Regions from separate parts of the Homo sapiens genome. Here region 2 is linked to region 1. The links are chromatin loops, found by intact Hi-C in ENCODE. Cell type or tissue: dorsolateral prefrontal cortex. All regions are shown on one strand.

The links. A loop is a pair of places that touch in the nucleus more often than their neighbours do. Peaks named below come from ENCODE experiments on the same cell type or tissue, not always from the same donor. Only the 100,000 strongest peaks of a DNase experiment are listed, where the experiment ranks them.
Region 2: a loop joins it to region 1, with 1.8 times the contacts of the local background. A loop is called at or near these places in 1 of 110 quality-filtered maps.

Annotation. Positions count from the first base shown.
Region 1 is chr3:44,106,166-44,114,165 of GRCh38, forward strand. LOC124909489 (a long non-coding RNA gene) reads left to right here. Exons shown (of 5, transcript XR_007096256.1): 4 at 5,112-5,247; 5 at 7,999-8,000. Among named protein-coding and RNA genes, the nearest start is that of MIR138-1, 4.0 kb to the right of the region's middle. In dorsolateral prefrontal cortex, no CTCF peak of the experiment used is centred here; DNase peaks (open chromatin) are centred at 798, 2,529 and 3,786; H3K4me3 peaks cover 850 bases; H3K27ac peaks cover 272 bases.
Region 2 is chr3:43,890,701-43,898,700 of GRCh38, forward strand. The region is part of intron 1 of LOC107986081 (a long non-coding RNA gene); the gene reads right to left. Among named protein-coding and RNA genes, the nearest start is that of ABHD5, 200 kb to the left of the region's middle. In dorsolateral prefrontal cortex, no CTCF peak of the experiment used is centred here; a DNase peak (open chromatin) is centred at 3,718; H3K4me3 peaks cover 1,378 bases; H3K27ac peaks cover 1,056 bases.

The DNA of each region.
Region 1 (8,000 bases):
TCACACATGATATTCGGGGCAGCAAGGAAACTTGCCTTTTCACACAGTCCTCCTAGAGCTTTTGAGGACGTCACTCCTTAGGTGGGTTTTGTGTAAATTGAGTTTCCGTAAAGGTTTTTCTGCAATTTGGTTTCCAAAATAGCAACAAATACTATTCAGTAAAGGCAAGGAGGTGACAATCCTTAGTGCCTCAAGTCCTAGCCATCTCTGATGATCAATACTCATGGGATCTTCACTTCCTTGTTATTACTGCCTTCCCAACTGCCCTCTACCAGCCTGGTAACTGAGATGACCACAATTTTTTAAAAAAGAAAAAAATCCAACCACCTTAAAGCATTTAAAATTCAAATAAGAATTAGAAAAGCAGAGTTCTGAGAACAAGGTCAAAAGAAGGTCTCTTTCAGTTGTATGCAAGTGTCACAGTTAAATCCTTGTGAATAGAAGAATCCAGGAACTTCCATCCCTCAGACAGGTTGAGAGAGTATGGAGCATAACTCTACAACCACCCAAAATATAGGATTTAGACAACTTCAATTTGGCCAAAAAAAAAAACGCAACTAACTAAGGCATGAAATTCACACTGTGGAAAAGAAGAAATCATAAATTCCCTCCCTGATGCTAAGTCGCGTTCAGGCAAAAGCAAATTTTCTGGCAGTGAATCAACCATTAAAAAAAGCTGCTTGCAGCACAGGGCACAGAGCAGACTTCTCAAACACTGGTGCTTATTATTCTGCTTCCAGCCTTTATTTCTCCTACCCCTCCCCTCTGAAAGCCGCGCTCAAATACAGCAATCCATCCACAGAAGAGCTACGCCTTTCCAAGATTAATTACAAGCAGGGGCCACGTGTCTGGGCTGGATGTGTGATTGATCCTGCAGGAGGAAATGCAGTGGGAAGCTAATGAGAAGCTAATGCTTGCTGCCTTTTATCCAGTAAGCAAAGTTCAAAGATGTTTACATTCTGCTAGTTAAGCAAGACCTAAGATGAATGGACTGTCTTCTCAGCATGAATTCTCGCCAAGGCAACACATGTATGTGTCTCAGAGGACCTCACCTGGGCCACAGAGGCCAGAGGGTCAGAACTCCTAATTTTGCAAATAGCTTGATTCCATCATGTTTTAATTAGCAAACTGATTATATTCAAGAGATTGGTGAATGAAAAGTAGATTAAGATCAGTGCAGCAGAATTGGGATATATAGGGTTAGAATTGGGATGTATAGACCAGTGGGAGGTATGGAGACTAGATAGGGGTCCTTGCAGCTAATTCTATAATTGGCAGGCGAGAGAGTACTCTTAGCACACCCGATGAAATGTGCTAAGATGCTGGAATTTCCTAATTTTTACAGAAAAGAAGTCTTGTTTTTTGCTACATCCTCCCCCGGGAGAAAAATTAAAAACTGAGTATGGGATTCATCAAAACAATAAAAGGAGGAGGAAAATATTCCATGTGGCATAGCTATACCTTGGAAAAAATAAATGACAAAGAGAGTTGGTAATTCAGGAGGTCCACCCTCGACTCTGATGCCTAGCAGCTGAAATGGCATCACACCAAAGATGTGTTGTGTAGCCCTGTAGCCTGGAAAGCTCCTGGTCTCTATGGCCACTTGCTAGCTATGACTTTGGGTAAGCTAATTGTCATTTCAAAGTTTCCATTTCCTTAAGTGAGAAATTGGTAAAACAGTACTATTTCAATTAAAGAAGATAATGGTCCGGGTGCTGTAGCTCACACCTGTAATCCCAGCACTTTGGGAGGCCGAGGTGGGTGGATCACAAGGTCAGGAGATCGAGACCATCCTGGCTAACATGGTGAAACCCCATCTCTACTAAAAATACAAAACATTAGCTGGATGTGGTGGTGGGCGCCTGTAGTCCCAGCTACTCTGGAGGCTGAGGCAGGAGAATGGCATGAACCCAGGAGGTGGAGCTTGCAGTGAACCGAGATCGCGCCACTGCACTCCAGCCTGGGCGACAGAGCAAGACTCCATCTCAAAAAAAAAAAAAAAAAGAAGATAATGAATGTGAAGCATCCAGGCTGGTAACAGAAACATAGTACATGCTCAACTCATGATAAGGCTATTTGTTAGACGTTCCAGTAGCACCTGGGAAAAGCAGGAGGGAAAGGGCAGTGTTCAGTGGCTGGGTTGGCAAGGGAAGCATACTGCTCTTTTGTGTAGCAAAATACTTTTCACACAGAGGGCAAAAATCCTGTCCTGACACCTCTGACACCAAATAGGTTTAATGTCCTCCCCTCACAGTTACCATAATGATGTCTAGGCACTCACATCAGGATGCATATTCAGCTCTGTCCAAACATGGGACTTTCAAATCTATACATGCACACCATCATCTAAAAACCACTCATAGGTCTTAGCAAGAATTAGTCTAGACTAACACAAAAAGGACTGTATGGAGCTGAAGGCTATTTGGAGCAAGAAATCAGCCAGGGTGAACTGTGGTTTAACAGCAGTGAGCACCGCCTCATCTCTAGAGTCTGTGTTGGAAACCAGGCCCCATGCTGGCAGCTTTCCCTCCCCAGTCCCACATAACTCTCACAACATCTACATGAAGGCTGTGAGGAGATGAGGAAGCAGATGGATGGAGAATTGGAGAGGGAAGCCCAGGTGCTTTGCAGGGGCTCCATAACCATAATGGCCATTATTTATGGGGCACTTATGGTGTTCCCAGCGGCATGCCATGCACCTCACGTGTACTTTTTTATTTAATCCTCAAAATAACCCTGCTGTGTAAAACCAAGTCTCACCATTGCTAATGTGGGGATTGTAAGAGTCTCACAGGTCAAGCAACTTGCCCAAAGTCACACAGCAGCAGGCCTAGGACTCAGGCCCCGGGGAACCTAATCACAGTCCCAGCGCTTATACCCCCAGAATGCTTCCTCACATCCACCAAAGGCTACCAAGGTAACATAGAGACCAGCGGGAGGCATGAAGACTAGATAGGCATCCTTGCAGCCAGATTTCTGTAATTCGCAGGCAAGAGAGTACAGTTAATATCTGAAGACCCTAAAAGATATGCCCTGTGGAATTTTACCATGCGCTCTGCCTATGTACTATGCAAATGGCAGTGAGTTTTGACAAATTTCCCAGTCTATGCTAATATCAGCTTACATTTACCCACTGCCTGCTATATGTGTACCAGCACTGTTCTGAGTGATTGACATGTATTAACGCAGAATCCTTACAGCAATCCTGTGTGGCCGGTGCTATGGTTATGCCTATTTTACAGATAAGCAAAATGAGGCCAGAGAGGTAAAGCAACATGCTTAGTGTCACAGAGGTAGAAGCGGTCCAGCTGGGATTTGAACCTGAGCAAATGTGGCTACAAGGCCCACCCAGGCTCTTACCTGCACGGGGACATGAACTAGAAGAGCAGCACACTGTGGGGCCTGGAGATTCGGCTCCTCCATGTGTCAGGTGAATACCTGACACTGGTGACTGCAGGAAGGGATGTGCCTCATCTAACAATTCATGTGAATGATTCCACCAAGCCTTAAAGAGGACAGCACCAAAGACAAGTGACAGGTATGCTTTCCATTCAACCATCCTCAAGCCCTTCATGTCCTTTATGGTAACTGTGAGGGTAGAACGTTAAACCTATTTGGTGTCAGGACAGGACAGGATTTTCCAGCCATGGAAAAGAGATGTTTAGCTGATCTTCCTGTTTTAACCCTTTTCACTTAGCGTATTCAGCTGACGCTGGGTGGGGCTGCCAGAAACAGTTTGGAGGCATGCTGAGTGCCGTGACATCCTTGTCTGAAAGACATGGCCGCTGGCTGGCATCCAACACTGTGGTTGACTTTCAAACCATTTAATTGAAATCATTTTTTTAAAAGGAGGGGTAGGTGCCAGAGTAGGAGAAAGATCTTGGCAAAAACCTTATACGCACTTTTTCCACCACTGGCTTGACCAGACAGGGCCACAAAGCCGATACAACAGGATTAGCAAAATTGCATTGTTGGACATAGGCACAGCGTGACAGGTGGTACAGCAAAGGCATTTGGCAGGATTAACCTGCCAAGGATAAAGATGTAGCAGACAAGGGGCTGAATTAATGGATTGGCATGACCAAAGCAGGGAAATCTATTTGCATGCAATATTAACTGTGCTAATAAACTCCAGGCTGAGCTCAGCAGGCCAGGCAGCCTCTTTGAACCAGGGGTTTTATTTTTCACCTAGAAGGCTTCTGCCAAGATAGGCTAAAACAAACAAGCTTTACAGGTTGCCTTTTGGTTTTTTTGCCATCATCTTAAAGTAGACATGCTGTCTTAAATGCCTACAATAACATGTATGCTTTACTGACCATGTAGAATGATCCTAATACCTCAGAATTTGGAAGCCAAAAGGTCCTCCATTTAGAGGGTGATTGTCTATGAAAAAGCAGTGAAGAAATATAGATACGGCACACTCTGGAAAACACCTACTTGGGATAGGTTGTTTTATCTGAGTTTTATATTCTGATTTCCTGAAAGTCGGGGGGGTCTGGAGTGAGCAGGCAAGATGTCCAAGATGCAGAATCTCAGGAAGCACCCATGGTCTAGCTCAGACGAGAGCAGGATCAGCACGGAGGGTGCCTCTCTCCTCTCGCCCTGGCCCCATCCTGGCAACAGCATAACATCCACCCATTCAAAACCATGAGTGGACTTGAATACACTTCACACTGACACTAACTGCACTGCTGAGTGTTGGGCAGTAGTCCAGGAAGCGTTGTAAGAGACTGAGGAAGGGAGCCAGTAAAGGTTATCCATCAGGTTACTGCTGCTGGCACATGCGGACCTCTGTGAGCTGGTGTAGAACACATCTCAGGGTTATCCCACCCAGGGGGCCAGAGAGCCGGGTGTTTATCCACTAACCCCCGTCCGTCACTGGTTGATGCTCCTTGGGAATGTTAACTCCTTGGCACTCAGCCAGCCCACATGCAGCCTGAAGACCCCTGCTCTGGCAGGGGTCTGGACTGGGAGTTTGGGTGGCCATGGAGATGAAGAAATGCACTTAATATGGCAAAATATTGGAACTTTCTGGACATTCTGATGATTCACAGGGGACACAAAGAACAGATTTTTACTATCATAGTGCCCTTACACCCCCTGCTTTGCAGGAACTCCTTATGGAATGGAAGCACATCCAGGCTGAAGGCCCCTGTGTTCCAGATGCTGTGTGAGTGTTGACCTGCCAGGCGACTCCACGATGGCTTCCGTCCTCAGGTTCACCATCAACTAAGACAGACTGAAGATGTAAGTAGTAATGGAAGGACACAAAAGGTACAAGAGTCAGAGGCCAGGCCAAGAGTGCAAGCTGAGCAATGGGCAAGGAAGGCCTCCTTGATGGCTAGCTCCAGAACTGGGACTGCAGAAAGAGGAATTTTCTCGATAGAAAGGGGTGTGGGCCTTCCAGTCAGGTTCAGATCCACAGAAGCATGCACATGTGGTATGCTGGGGCACCACTGCACCACCGGGGAGGGTCATGCTGGAAAAGAGGCTGCAGGATCTGGGACTCACTCTATCCTGGGGCAATGGGGAGTTTAGGAGAGGGTGAGTCAGATCAGCATGAAGTTAGCCTAGAGTCAGGAAGATGAGTTAAGAGGTCTGACAGTCTATTGAAGTAAAATTATTCATTACAGAATAGCACCATGTATGTTTCTAAAATACTTGGTGCCATATTTATTCTCCTGAGGGATTCATCTGAGCACTTAGAAAAGAATAACTGGGCCATTGAGTCTTGGTTGAAATCATTCATTCATCCAACCAGTATTCATCAAGCATCTCCCACATGGCCAACGCTGGGAACCCAGTGTTGAAGTTGGAGGAGACTTCACTCACATGCCATGAGAAGTGCAAGGAAGAGGACCAGCTACCTGTAGAGCATGTTACAGAGGAGTCAGGTCTGGTCTGAGGTTGGAGGTCCAGGAAGTGACTGGAGTTGAAGCTTGAAGGAGTTGGTATTCAACATGCAGAACTGGGAAAAAGGCATTCCAGGCAGAGGAAGCAGCTTGTGTGAGGGCACTGGGGTGAGAGGGAGCATGGTTCATTTGAGAAGTTAAGAAAGCACAGAGAGGAGGAGAATAGGGAGGGTTAGGGGAAGAGGGGGTAGGGCCTGTGCCAGGCCTGGCCCTGCCCTTTAAGGTGCCAAGTCCTTGCAAGCATTGGAAGTTAAAACATGATGGCCATTTATTGATGATTTATTGATCTCTCTGTATCCCCTTGGGCACTAGCGGATTCTCGACAGAACCACAAAGTGGAGTTGGCTGCAGATGAGTCTGTTCATGGCCCCAGTTTCTCACCTATTCCTGAGTCACCTTTTGCCCCTCAGACACAGAGATGGGATAGCGCCAGGATGTGGGTTTGTGTTGTCTAATTTCTTGGAGTTTGTACAGGTTTTACCTGGTACCAGCGTGACCTTCCCATGTACCCTCTTGGTCAGCAACTTTTTACAAGGAGTTAATCCCACTTTCTGGAACTTGCTCATTCTCAAAGTGAGTGGTTATTGGTCCTCAAGACAGTCCGCAGAAATTTCAGCCCCATGGGAAAGAAAAAATTCCAGGTCTCTACCTGATGCTTGGAAAGCCAGCCATGTTAACTTAGTCAACACCAATGCTCATCAAATACACACATTTATCTAGTGTTCCCAACCTACATTCCCAGCCTGGGATTCTGTGGGCCAGAGGCCCCAGTGTAGAGATTATAGCCTAATGTCCCAGCAGAGAATCACTGATTGCAGATAGGAAAAATCCAGACATTTCTGAACTCCAAGACCACAGTGATTTATGTGGCCTGGTGATAAGCTATGATTGATATATTACTCAAAGTTTCTGCTTCCCCCAACTCTGGCAAGAACTTTGGCAGAACTTCTATGCCATATCCAGTACTAGGAAGTTGCCAAGTTTATGTCCTTAAAATAAAGTGGGTTCCAAGATAGATGGCAGAAAGTGGGAAATGTGATTTTTCTTGATTGGGTAACTAAGAACCACACAGCATGCGGGAGCCATTTTGGGCCAAAGAGCTGTTCATTTAAAGTGTTTATTGACACCTGGAAATAGGGTTTAAACTTCAAATGCTATTTTCACATCAAGTTTATGCTATATAATTTCATAATGGTGATAAAATCCAGGCAGCTACCAAAAGGAGAGCTCCCAAGTGATCTTACTACTGGGTTTCCGTAGTACAGACATTCAGGATCCTGGACCCGCTGAAGCCAGGGGAGGAAGCACCCTGGCGGGTCACTGGCTGATGGAAGGACAGGCGCCGTGATGGTTAAGTGTGTCCATGTTGGCTACCTGATTTCTTTTCAGCCAGTCTCAGCTTTGGTTGGTTTGTTTGACTGCCTCAAATCCTCGGTGGTCACCCTTATTTTTTATCTGGAATGTGTTCCCCACTCTGTAGAGGACTGAGCAGGGAGATTGCTGTGCATCCTTGAAGGGTTCCATTTTGACCCTGATCATCCTCAGTAGACATGGAAGCTACTCCAAGCGTGGCCTTGGAGGTTTGGGGACCCTGGACAGCATACAAATGGAGGGGTGAGGGGCAGCCGAGGGAAAGAAATTACTCAGAATATGCAGTAAGAACCATGTCTGGTTTCTGGTTTCTGTGTTTGGCAACACAGTAATGGGATTCCTTGCATTTCTCCCAGAAAAGCATTGGTGGGGAAAAAACTTTGTTCTGGGAGGTATGGTGATCATCAAATGCTATGAAGGCCCACACTGGACATACTTAAGCTGTGGAGGGCTGTGTTTCCCTTTGAGCATTTATTGAAGGCAGATCCTCTTCCCAGAGAAATACCAACACACAGGTAAGTTTGTGTTCAGGACCCGGGACTCCTTGGAGCCATGGATACCCACCCATGACCCCTATGGGATGGGGAAGTTCACAAAAGGCACAACGAAAAAAAGTCTTTCAGGTGGGGCTGGGGAAGGCAGTGAAATGTTAGCATATGCTTGCTTCCCGGTTCTCACTTCTGGCTGTTCTCTGTCCTCTCTCCACCTCCGGCAGCA
Region 2 (8,000 bases), 220 kb before region 1:
TAGAATCACCTGGGGAGCCTTTCACAATCCAGATGTTTGGGAGCCCTGCCTCCCCAAATCAATTAAATTAGAATCCTTAGGAATGGGACTTTGGAATCTATATTTTGTAAAGCTTCCCAAGTGATTCCAATGTGCAGCCAAGTTTAGAACCGGGACTGCAGACCAGCAGTTTGCAAACTGTAATACGCACCTGAATTATCTGAGAATCTTGTTGCAATGCAGATTCTGATTCACTAGGTACTATGGTCTGAATGTTGATGTCCTCCCAAAAGTCACATATTGGAACTTAGTCTCCAATGTTATGGTATTGAGAGGTGGGGCCTTCAGGAGGTGATTTGGTCAAGAGGATAGGGCCCTCATGAATGGGATTAGTGCCCTTATAAAAGAGGCTTGAGGGAGCCCTTTGCCTCTTCCACCACGTGAGGACACAGCAAGAAGGTACCGTCCATGAGGAATGGGCCCTCACTGAACGAGACACTGAATTTGCCAGCACCTTGATCTTGGACTTTCCGGCCTCCAGGACCGTCAGCAATAAGTTTCTGTTGTTTATAAATTACCTAGTGTAAGGTATTTTGTTATAACAGCCTGAACAGACTAAGTCACTAGGTCTATCCAGCTCCCAGGTGATGCTGCAGGTCCACGACCGCACTGCAGATAAAACGGGCAGGAAGTTATTTCCTCGGAGGCAGCATCTAAGGTTGGCATTGAGGTGTGAATTTCAAGTTAACGGTTAAATTTTTTTTTTCATAATTACTATAAAAATTCATGTATTGCAAAAAGGGATATAAATTCTATAACAGAGTTCATCTAAAAAATGTAAGGAGAATATTCATTAGCAAAGGCTTTATGCTTTTAAAAAGTAGATGTTACTGAAGATTTCATAAGAGAGGTGATGCTGGTTTCCACCTCACGTTAAGTTTATAACCCAAACAACCAGCTGAGAGCCCCAGGCATCCCCAGCCTCAGGACATCCAGGGGCCACTGCACCTCTCTGTGGCTTTATGTCCACTCAGCTCTTCCAGCCACTTTTTCCTGCTGAGTCCCCTTCAAGAGCAACACAAAATACCTCCCCTTGAATAAAAAAAGAATAACCTACTCTCTCCCTTAGAAGCACCACCTTGATGTTCCAAACACAGATCAATGCCTGTTCTCAAACAAAAGCAGTACTGTTTCTTAAAGGAACTGTGATAAGTTAAATATTCCTACTTCATTAGACCATGAGAAGAAATCTAGGTTTACAAAAATAATTACGTTTTTGTGTGTTTCTATATGATGGCTAAAGAATTCTAGATGGACCCCAAGGGGTCCAAACATTCAGGGAATTTCTAGGGCTATAAAATAACCTGTATTTATTTATCTCACTTTTCTCCCATCCCCGCCTGGCTTCTCAAATTCTCTTTGCTTTTCTCCACCAGCAGACACGGGTATCACATATCAGAGAGAAAGAATAGTTCCAGAGGAAATCTGTATTGTCCTTATTTCATAAATTGGGTTTAATAATTCATCTAAAAGAGAATTTTTAGCAACACGGTTTGCATAGAAAAAGAGAACATGCCTTCCCTAAATAGACATCTGTTACTCTTGCTGCAACGCTGAGTGGGGAGAAAAAAGGCCAGTCGGGTCCAAGTGCATCTTTCAGATTCACTAAGGACATCATGGTCTCCAGTCCCTTAGGCAAAAGTGATTTTAGAGCACGCTGTGCAAGGAAAGGAATTTAAACCACACCTGAAAAGTCTCCTCTTTGTCACTGCAGAAATTTACCTAGAGGTCATTGTGACAAACATGCCTATTCCTAAAACATCTGCAGATTATATGTCCGTTCATTTCCTGGTCATAAAATGCCACCTGCCTAGACCCCCCACTGTTGCCTCAAATATCAAACCAATGTTGTCTTGTGGGGCAGACGGTGGCAGGTTTGGGGTCTGCAGGTCTCCACATGCACACACAAAGCTGTTTAGAACGTCAAGAAAATCAGTCATTCACACAGCTGCGCTGCTCATGCGTGACAGGCTGACTTTAAATATTTGTCACTCCAACTAGCTGACATAGGGGGAGGGGAAGCTGGTAGAATGAAAGGGGAAGAAAATTAACAGAAACCCTAATTGCCCAGGTTTGCTGCCTTGAATATTTCTGCAGTAGCTCTGCGGCAAGCAGCACCATCAACGTTTTCAGACCTGACAATGGGAAAGTTGCCACGGAGTCAAAGACCCAGCCAAAGAGGCAATTAATACCTCCTTTTTTATTTTAGAGACATCATCTATCTCTCTGCCCTGAAAAAAAAAAATGGCTTGAGAATTCTTTCCTAGTTCCTTTTTCCAAAGTGCCCTTATTTTACCACGTCCTTTGCTGAGTCTTGTGCAGTCCTGGGAGCATCTGAATAAACTGAATTTCCCAAATGTTTCAAGTATCTGCAATCATATAAAGTCTTTCTCTTGAAACTTGGCACAGTCTAATGAAATAACTGAGGTATTTTTTTTGAAGGCTGTATTTTGTTTATTAAGAAAGATTGCCTGGAGCAATAACACCCAGAATTGAGAAAGAAAACGGGCACACTTATTCTACTTGGAGGTGAGTGTACTGAGCCCACCCTTCTAGATAATAGTTTGACCCCTTTAAAAGTGTGATGATCTTTGACCTGGCAATCCCATTTGTCCCAAGGAAATAGTGTGTATAAAAAATTGCTGCATTCTGGTGTCCATCATTTATAATAGCAAAAGTTGGGGAGCAACTGAAAAGTCAAAAAATAAGGCTAGTGACAAGTTAAGTCATGGCAAATTTGTATAATGAAATACGGTGTAGTCATTAAAAACATTTGTAGTAGAATATTTGATATGGGGAAATGTTCGTGATGCATTATTAAATATAAAAATTATAAAACACCATGTACATTATGATACTGTTTTAAATTTCTTTTAATCAATTTTGTGATAGTATATGCTTAGAAAAAAATCACTAGATTTTCAACAACGTATAGTATTATGGGGTGGAGAGCTGAGATTATGGGGAACTTTTAGTTTCTTCTTTGTCCTTTCCTGTATTTTCCTACTATAATGCATCACTTAAAGTCAGGGAAAAAAAATCAGAAGTGTGATCAAAGCTTATGTTTTGTCACATTTAAAAGATGCTACGAATCAGTTTAACATGCCAGTGCCCTTTATTTGATAAAGTACCATGTGTGAGATCCCACTTTGCCACGCCAAAGTCAATGACTCTGATGTTTTCCGTGCCGCTGAGTCACACGGTAGGCTACCTCTGGGTTTTCGATGAACTGAACTGTTATTTCAGAGGGAGGGAGGCGAAAAGGATTCATTATTCAATGCGTTTCAAACCGGAGTCCAGGGGGGCGGGGGGGGGCGGGCCTGCGTTTAAAAAATAACGCGTAATGGAGTTAAGATGCAGATTCTGGAGCCAGACTGTCTGAGTTCAAAGGCTCCTAATAGCTGGGCTCCTTAACCTCTCTGTGCCTCACTTCCTCGTCCGGAAATTGAAGCTAATAAGAGCACTGACTTCCCTGGGCGGCGGTTGAAGGCTACCTGTGTGGATCTGGGCACAGCGAAGAGCGGAGCCTTAACAGGGTGAGCACGCCGGTTGCGCGCTCTCCAGAGCAGCCCAGCATCTCCCGCCAGCCTCGCTGCCCGCTCCGCCCCGGCGCAGGGGCCCCAAGCCCACAGGCAACGCCAGCGCGCTCCCAACCGCTGGAGACAGAAACAATGTGCGCGCGCACACGGCCCACGTGCACGCGCGCACGCCCACGCGGCATACAGGCGCGCACGTGCACACGCGCGCCTGCACAGCTCTGCGGCTCTGCTCCGGCCCCACAGGCCCATCTTAAAGTGTTTCGTGCTCTAACTTACCAAACACGTGGCAGCCGGCAGAACGAAAAGGAAAATAAATGAACTGCGACGAAATAAAGCAGGCCTTTCCGCAGTCGGCCACGTCCAACAGCCACTTGGTTCCTAGCGCTTTCTCGTTACCCGGCTTGGGCAAAGCCAGGGAAGAAGGGGATAGGACATAGGGATGGGTTAACAAAGCGGGAGCAACAGACCAAAGTAACCTCCTTGTATTGCCCCCCACCCCTCATCCCCTGGGGACACCGGCCTGGCTCCCGTGGGACCAGCATCGCCATCCCTGTCCCCTGTACGAGACTCTCCGCTGGGCCGAGGGCCGGGCTTGTGTTTGGGAAGGTGGGTGCCAGGGCCCGTGCTCAGCGACCTTCCAGAGCAACTGCATCAAATGATGCTGGCTTTCTTCCCAGCCAGTCCCCAGCCACACCCATAGGGGACAGCAGTGGCAGCCCGGGACTCTATTTCCTGCCTACCCCTGGACAGGAAAGCCACCCGCAGGCGCCTTCACCTTGGTCCACGTCTCACTCGGATGATTCAACAAGGCTCTTTGGGAAAAAAAATTGAATTCGCCATTGAGAACACACATAAGAAACCAATAATCATTTTTGGTTTTTATGATGGAAACAGGCACAAAAATCACAATTTTATATAGGTTCAAGACTGCTTCCTCTCAGCAGCCCAGAGCTCTTTAAAGTAAAAATAAAAATAATCTTTCAGGTTTTTTTCTTGTGTATCTTATGGAATGTATATTAAAGTCCTGAATGCTAAAACTCCATTGAAATTTTATTTGGTTGGTGCAAAAGTAATTGCAGTTTTTGCCTTTTTTTAAAAAATTAAATTACTTCTGCACCAACCTAAGTAGTCTTCATTATCAAGTGAATTTCACCAACTGAACAGACTTTGAAAGAAATAGACACAAAAGGAAAAATCAGCAAACACGAATATTAAAAGTCTACTATTTAGTAGCTACTGATCCTGTTTGAAATCAATTCCTCTCTTTTTCTTCATACTGTCTCCTGGCCTCCCATATACTAGAGTTTTATAGACAACGTGGTCGCCCTCTGGAGCTGATTTGACCCCACTCCTCTTTTGGCAAAATTTTTATTTGCATTTCCCTTGTGCTCCCAACAGGTCTGTATATTAACAACATGCCTCGTTTTTGGCACAACAGCCTCATTAATTATGTCAGCAAAGAGCTGGCACTAGGGCTCCTCAGTGCCTGGTAATTCCCATTTCCTCACTGCTGGCTTTGCTGCCTCTGAACCACCAACCATCAGCAGCCCTCATTTTCCCTCTGCCTTCCCAGCCCCCTTCCTCACCTCCATTCTCCACGCCCCTCTTCCTTGCCCACTTCCCAATACTGCAAAGAACAGAACATGAGGTCCCAGAAGAATGACCCAGCAGAACTCTACTGGTTTTATTAATATGATTATTACTTGGCCTGAAAGTGGTAGATTTCCTGGATCCATATCCCAAGTCCTTCTGGCCCTCTTTGATAAGCTTTTAATGTTGATGATGATAACAATGGTTATCATTTATTGAGTCTTTACTATGCACCAGCCCCTGTGCTTAAAAAAAAAGATTACCTCCTGTAATCCCTAAAACAGCTCTAGAGACAGCTAGCATCATTAATACCATTTGACAGATTAGAAAACTGAGGCTCAGAGACTTAAGGTCACAGGACCAGAACTGGAAGGGCTAAGGTTGGACTTAAATGTGTCTACTGTCACCACTGCACGTCAGGACATTAGGTGGTCTCTTCTCTCACAACATGAAGCAATGCTAGCAAAAAGTGGCTAGGCGCTCAAGAGGTGTGAAACTTGGAAGTTACTCTAAAATGTTAAATGGCAGATAGTGCAGTGGCCTTACAAAATATCAGAAAAGCCATCTTTAAGAGTGTCAGTTTGTCAAAACAAATTATTGTCAAAACAAGCACAACAAGGAAAAACTGATTATGTTTTGTTTTGCTTTGTTTTCAGTTTCTCAAGCTTGCAGTAAAATGCTGAGATTCTGGCCAGTAATTTCCCCTTCAGACCTAACCTGCCTTGCCCAATGACTAGGTAAGTAGGACACAAGCAGTTGTATTCTCATATATTACACCTAATTTTACACCATTGGCCAGACTACCACTTTCCCTTCCCAACTGCATTTGGTATCTGGGTCGACATCCCAGGGAAAGACTTTTAAAGAACTCAAGGCTCACCTCCCACCCCCGAAGACCTGCAGTGGCTGCCATATGGAAACAACTCCGTGGTCATTAGGAGTCCCTTGACTAATATGAGTTCTCAGCCATTTTTCAAAACATTTTAAAGTGTTGATTTTATACCAGGCACTAGACCCAGGCACTGTGGATAAATAAGTGTGGTCTGTATTCTAATTTCACTTAAAAATTAATGTTTTAAAATACATTTGAACAGCTGACTCATGGGACAGAGAGAAACCAGGGATGCAGGACAATTCATATCACGTTTAAGAAAGCTAATAGCAGAAAGGATCCAAATGCATTCTGAAAAAAGAAGAGACATTAAGGACCGGATTTTTTCATTGTTTACCAAAAATGAAGAGATCTTCTCAGGAATGCATAGGACAGGTTTCTTGTCCATGCCACAGGGCAAGGCAAATGGTTTATCATAGCAGCTAAATTACATTATTTTCAAAAGTTACCAAAAGAGTACATGCTTGATATGAAAAATTCAAGCCCTATAGAAACATTAAAAGGTAGTAGCCCTTTTACAGTATTAAAAGCAATAGCCCTTTCACAGTCTCCCCGGCTACAATTTCATTCTAGGGATAACTACTGTGAACAGTTTAGTGTTGAATCAAAGGAGTCTAGGCTTCTTTCCTGAATACGACAGAAAAAAAATATCCTAAGGAACATGACCCAGAGGAAAACTGAGTTCACAGAACTTATGGAGTCTCAGCTACTGGGTTTCAAGATCCTTACTAGTGGGGTAGCTTATTCATGCCTGATCCTTGACTTCTGTTATCTGCATCGTAAAAAAAAAAAAAAAAAAAAAAAAAAAAAAGCCTAAGATGGATAACATTTGCATGTGATTATCCAGGACTCAATGACAGTCAACAGGCAAACTACCATTCCATCCTCTGGGTAAGGCATTCCAGGTTCTGGTTAGAGGCCAAATGTGCTCATCTGGCTGCTGCCACAGTCAAGCCTTAGCCAACGTTATTGTCTTTATGTTAAATTAACTCATCACATTAGTGATGTACAGAATCTTGGGTAATGGAACAGGTACAATTTAAGGCAAGAGGAAGAAAGTCAGGCTGATGAATCAATATCTTGGGTGAGGCACTGGAATAGGGGCTTTGGGAAGCTGGGGCTCTGGGCAGCTGACGTTCTGGAGAGGGTCTAAAAAGGAAAAAATGGGAACATGGCTCAAGAGATGGGCTAGGTTTAGACCATAACTTCACTCACTTTTCACTTTTCCTTGGAGCACATCAGTATAATATGAAGTTAGATTTGGGTTAGTTTCCATCAGTTTACATCAGCACAGATTTAACAAAGGACTCCACACATTCTGCTCCAGAAAGTTGACCTTGAAGGCTAGAGGGAGGAGGAATAGCCACAGCTGCCACCAGGCTTCCTGATAGCCATTCTGCCGTGCATGGTCCATCATAGAAGGAGACTACATGCCCCAGCCTCCCTTGTTCAGTGTGGCCACCTAACCCTATTCTGCTGCAAGGTAATTCGTGCAAGGGGTGTGTGCAGTGTCCCTGGAGTGTCCTTTATTTTAGGCTGGCTTCCCCAGAAAGAGATACTAACACAAAAACTTGAGTACAAGTTGTTTGTCTGGGAGGTGATTCCAGGAAGTATTAGTAGGAGAGTGGGGGAAATGTGTTAGTGTGAGTCTTCTGAGAAGTAGTTGCCAAGGTGGGATTACACATGAAAGGATTTTATTAGGGTAACTATCAACGTGAGGGAGAATGGGGAGGGAGCCACATGAGGCTCAGAGATCTCTCATACCTCCAGCCAAGTCTGACCCTGAGTGAAAGAGGTGGGGAAAGAATGTCTTAGACTGCCAGGCTGTCTATGGAAGGGTCAGCGAAGCCATCATGGAACCCTGGAGCCAAAGCCAGTGTTAGAGGAGCCCCACATCTCCTAGAACAACCTGCATTCGAGTGTCCCTGCTGTGCTCAGTC